Regions from separate parts of the Homo sapiens genome. Here region 1 is linked to region 2. The links are chromatin contacts, found by Hi-C in ENCODE. All regions are on one chromosome and are shown on one strand. Each heading gives the region's core, a stretch centred on a gene start or an enhancer-like site at or near the end of the contact. The rest is flanking DNA. Distances are from core to core; before and after follow the strand shown.

Region 1 (2,700 bases), core at 167-2,666, 740 kb after region 2:
TATCAAGGAAAAAATAAAGTCTTTTAATAACTTATATTATTTACAGAAATTAGCAGAGAGCATTTTGAGAGTACATCTGATACTGTGGTTAATACATATCAGGATCCTCAACCTGAAAATGTTATCATTTACTAAGGAATGGAAAACTTGTACATGAAACAAATACAATCTGCAAGATGGAATAAAATTAAATGCTAAATTGAGAACAGACTGTCATTTAGAAAGTCTTTCTGAAAGAGATGGGACTATATTTAATTTCTGAAGGATGGGCAGGAGATGGCATTTAAAGTACAGAAATCATCAAGCACAGAAACAAATGTGGATACTCATGGGGCAGTGACCAACCTGACTGAAGGGTGGGTGCACGTCTGAAATCAATGGGAATACATTTGAATGATTAGGAGATAATATATTATTAAGGCCTTGCCTCTAATCAGAAATAAAGATATTCTCTATTTCCCCAAATAAGGAATTCTTACATAGAGCTTAATGTATTTAAAAATTTTTAAATGGGCCTACAGAAAAGAGGTGGGGCTGACGGAAGTAAATAAAACCTGAAGATAAATTAAAGAATATATCAACGTGGGCAAAATTTTCCATTAGTTTTGGAACTTAGTTTTGTTTTTGAATAATAAGCAGTTAAATAATTAAAGCTTTGCCTTGGCAATGCAAGGACTGAAGATTATTTCTCGGTGGCAATTTTCCAGACTTGCTAGTTGTCCTTGGGTCTTGGTAACATTCTGCTCATTAACTTCAGGAAGACGTCCAGGAGTAAAGATGCATTTGAAAGTGGCTGAAAATAGTTTGTAAAGCTCAGCTTTCCTGGCTCGACAGTGAAATGACCGCACAGGCCAGTCACTGGGTCAAAAATCAATTAACAAAACGGGAAGTTTTCATGTCTTTATTTTTACATTAGCTCGAAAATCACAACCAAGAAGAAAGGCAACCACTGAATACAGGAAATACAGTATTGTTATTGCTGTTTTTTTTTTTTCTCTTGGCAAGGCTGGGTCGGGTGCCTTCCAGCCTCGCTGTGGATCCCGCGAAGTGGACGGTTCGCTTCGTGGCTTCTTCCCAGACCCCGCCACTGCGGAAACCGTCACTCGGTGGCCCCCGACTGGGTCAATGCGAGGACGCCCACCTCCTACCTTTGAGTCTCTCCTCTTCTCCAGGGTACAGCCAACCCTTTCTCCAACGTAGCCGGAGTCCGAGAGTCCCAGTTCCGCCCCTCCAGCCCGCCCCAGGCCAGGTGGGGATGCGCCCGGCCCGGGCCAGCGCTGGTCCCGGCAGTTCCGCGTCTGCGCAGCGGGCGAGGGGCTGGAGCGGGGCCGGCCGGGGAGGTGCAGGAGACGTGGGAGCCAATGGGCACGCTCGGGGGAGCCGGGCTGGCGGCGGCGGTGGCGGCCGGCTGGGCGCGCACTCTCGGGATGGAGGGCGAGCGCCGGGCATCGCAGGCGCCCTCCTCGGGCCTCCCGGCCGGGGGCGCCAACGGGGAGAGCCCGGGGGGCGGCGCCCCCTTTCCGGGCAGCAGTGGCTCTTCCGCCCTGCTGCAGGCGGAGGTGCTGGATCTGGACGAGGACGAGGACGACCTGGAGGTGTTCAGCAAGGTGAGGGCGGCGGCGGCGAGTCCCGGGAAACTTCCAAGGCAACTCCGGGCGTTGCCAGCATTGCGCCGACGGCTGCCTCTGGCGCGCTTGCCCTCCCGGGGCGGTGGCTCTGAGCTGGGGACGAGTGAGGTCCCCCGGGCTGCTGGACCCCGCCTGCCAGCTCTGGCCGCACCCGGGGCCGCGTCGCCTCGGGGCCTCAAACCGCAGCCGCTCCCTCCTCCGCACTTTGACCTTCCGTTCGGCGGGGCTGTGGCTTAGTGGAGTCTGCAAAGTTGTGATTTGTTTTCCCTTTCTGCTTCTCTGACACAGACATCTTCCTCGCGGCAGCTCCCGAACCTGGGAGGCTGGTGGCTCAAAACCGCTCCCGCCAGCTGCTTTTCGGGCGAGGCCAGCCCTGAACTCTGGGAGAGCAGCCAAGTTTAGAGAAATTATTCTTAATTTAGTGTTGTTGCTTGTGGATTTGAGACTTGGGTGAGTCTCGGGTCTTGTGGGAATAGGTTCTAGGAAATCTCCCTGAACAGGAGAAAACGGTTGTTTCTAACAGGAAGCTCCTCCGCTGAGGAGCTAAGGATTTTTCAGATGGTCAGCTACTGCCACCCAACCCACAGCCAGTGCTTTCGTTTTTCCTTGCCCCCGGGAAATTTAGGACCAAAGGCTCTTATTTGCTTATTTTACTGTTGGAGGGAAATTGACTTGTGGGGGCTAGTGGTAGACTTTTGGTACGTGTAGACTGGTGTTTGTAATTTCTTAAAGGGTTTTAGAAAAGAAAAATACCTTTCTTGCAGGGAGGTTGAATGTCACTCCAGTTTCTCAAGTTGCTGCTGAGAGAAGACCTGAGTTCAGATCACAACGCTGTATTCATTACTAAGAAGCCTGTTCATTTTAACGTTACCTGGAGATATTAGGTAAAGCAAACGACCTACTTAACCACCGCATTTACTCTGGGAGAGCAAACCAAAGTTAGGAAGTGACCATGCATACTCTGACTCCAAAGAGGAGTATATAAAACTTATTTCTACTTCGGTTTAAATGGAATGATAGGCCCAGGTTTGTATTCCGAATATTTAAACAGACTATCACAGTTTTGTGCTCT
Region 2 (2,700 bases), core at 158-2,657:
GGAATAGACTACCCTAAATGAAATATAGAAAAAGACAAGTATCTATTATCCTGCACACAGATGAACAACTATTTGTTAAATATATCATATTGCTCAATATCAAAAAGTCAACTCTCCAAAACAGAAACCAAAAGTAAACTAACCAGAGATGTCCACATAATACACTTTGGCTCTTGTTACTAAAATGATTTTTCAAACCAAGTTATGGAGCCTGGAGAAAACAGGACTACTTCCTCCCAGAATATAAAGTTTCTTCAATTACGGAGGCAAAATGTGGCAAAAGCAGCTATTTTGCAAACAGGTGGTTTGCAAAACTTTTACTTAAGCCGCCAAAAGGACTGACGAAAGGAAAATTTTGTTATTTCTAAAGAAAACACACACACACATAATTTTCTACCAGAGTAGAAGACTCAAATAAAGAAAAGCCCCAAACAAAACAGAAAACTAAAAATCAGTTTGTCTTAGCTCAAAAGTGCTGACCTAGGTTTAGTATGTGTAAAATCACTGTTGATAATTAAATCCTTTTCATCGCATATATTAAGATACTAGAGAGAAAGGAAATGCCATGTCGTTTCAGGTAGGACCTTATTTACATAAAAAAAGATTTTTTTTAACAGAAACGGAGTGCAAGAGGGAATCAAAAACCGTTGAGAGGAGAGAAAAATACAGTTAGTTTTTCTGAGGGCACTGCATTTTTCATGTTCTGAATACTTCGTTCCATTCTCTCCATGTTAAATTATTTCATAAACAATACTATGACTAGAGGCGACTGCTACAGCTGACACACAGATGTTTTATTTCTATGCTTCACCTTTGCAAATAGCAGGATTCAGCTATTGGAAATGGGGGCAGTGGAGGTGTCCAGAAACGACATACAGGAGGTGAAGGGGTAGAACGTGTGGGAAATGGGCACTCCTACCCCCTAGAGTCCACCTCTCTGGAACTCCAGTGCTTCTTCAGTCACTGACATTCAGAGGAGGACAAGACAGGCTTCCTGAAATCTCTTCCGAAGTAAACAGGTCCCGACGCAAAGGGCAACCCCTCCAGTAGCGGAAAGTCCTCCCCTGAGCTCCCCGCCTGCCCACGCGGGCCTGTGGCTCCGCGCTCCTCCGCTCCCCCGCAGAGCTCCCACGGGGGAAACTTTCCCGCGTCTCTCACTCTCCGGGGTGCGGGGGCCGCGGGGGCCTCCCCGGCACCTACCCGCAGAGCACTCCCCACCACCCCGCCACCACCGACGAGCCGGCGCGAAGTCCGTACCTCGATGTCCGCCGAGTCCTTACTGAGCACAGGGGCCATGGCAGTGCCTACAGTCTCGAGTCTGCCAGTGACAAACCCTCCTTGCGTCCTCAAGCTCCAGCCAGAGAGCCAAGTGACAGCAGCCGGAGCGCGAGTCGAAAACAGGCAGACTAGGGCCGGCGGCGCGGGGGCGGAGCGGGCGCGGGGCGGCAACGCCCCCGGGGCGGGGCTGCGCTCTCGGTCCTGCGGCTCCCGCGCCAGGCACGGCAGCCGCAGCCCGGCCTTCCCAGTTCAGCCCGCTCCGCGCCCCAGCCTGCAAGCAGAAGGGAGGGAGGGAGTAGAGCACCCGCTCTGGGGACTGGCCTTTAATCTCTAAACTGCTAAAAACAGAGCTAGGCAGGCGGGGCCAGATAGGAGGGATCCCCAGGCAAAGGTAAAAGCAGTCCGCGCTCCAAGCAACAACTTGCACTTTTTCTTTTCTTCCACAGAAACCCCGCGAGATGTAGATACATTGTTTGAGGGGCAACTGCATTTTCAGGAACTCCTCAAGGATGAAATAGTAGATGTTCCTCCATCCATCCACCAAGTAGGTGGGCGGGGTTTGAGCTGCAGTGGAGGATACCAAAGCACCGGTCTTCTGAGAGTTCACAGCCCCAGCGGGGAGGGGAGGGAGGCGAGCAAAAACATCCACAGCCCGCAGCAGCATACAGGAAGTGCTGCAGGTGGTACATAATCAAGGTTGTCTTTTTGCAGGAAAGTCTCATTTTAATGGTTATTTTTTTAAATATTTTTTATTCTAAAACGTGAAACTCTTTTGAAAAGTTGCTCTTCGTTTTTGCTCTAGAGCTTGCTGAGGAGAAGGGAGAGATTTCCTGTAGAGTTGGTCCCAATCCAGAAAACATTCACCTCGTTTTTTGAGGATATGTGTACTCCAGACCTCTCTCCTTTTCTCCCCGCCCCCCCCCCACCCCTGTTAGATGCATCCCACCTCTCTTCTACCATAACACTTTCTACTTCCGTTAGGACATTTGCGGCACTCCTTCATGCACTTGGCTAGGTAGTGACACCTTGGAGTCAAGTATTTCTCCCTTATTATTTTTTCATTAGTCCATTCATCGTTTTATTCAACGAATATGTTTATTGAGCATTTTCAATATGCCAGACACAGACACTGTGCTAGGTTCTCCGGATATAGTCTTCAAGAATACACATCACTGTCATGGAGATTATACTCAAAATAAGCAAGTAAGAAAATGTGATGCCTGCTTGTAAGATAAAAGAAAAATAGGACAGAATAACTAGGGTATGGGTACCTTGCGTGGTTGAGAAGGCTTCTCTGAACAAACCATCAGATTACCTTCCAGAACCTGGAAATTACTAAAAGACAGATACATTTTTCTTGAATCAAATATTAACAGACACTAGAAAGTTAAATGGAAACCTTAGAATCATCTTTGACTCCTT

The links. Hi-C counts contacts between places; a loop is a spot of excess contacts on that map. Pooled maps may share reads with other maps.
Region 1: a map of ascending aorta shows a loop between it and region 2 (2.5-fold over the local background). The contact joins the promoter of SNX7 here to the promoter of DPYD in region 2. A Hi-C loop is called at or near these places in 1 of 168 maps with a recorded cell type or tissue (ascending aorta), 1 of 37 single-sample maps with no recorded cell type and 5 of 50 pooled maps.

Annotation. Positions count from the first base shown.
Region 1 is chr1:98,660,305-98,663,004 of GRCh38, forward strand. SNX7 (sorting nexin 7) reads left to right here and starts at 1,417. Exons shown (of 9, transcript NM_015976.5): 1 at 1,417-1,607. The coding sequence starts at 1,428. It overlaps SNX7-DT (SNX7 divergent transcript), which reads right to left and starts at 468. Exons shown (of 1, transcript NR_189290.1): 1 at 3-468. RefSeq lists silencers at 1,219-1,358, 1,379-1,498, 1,729-1,798.
Region 2 is chr1:97,919,627-97,922,326 of GRCh38, forward strand. DPYD (dihydropyrimidine dehydrogenase) reads right to left here and starts at 1,408. Exons shown (of 23, transcript NM_000110.4): 1 at 1,258-1,408. The coding sequence starts at 1,296. RefSeq lists a silencer at 1,214-1,613.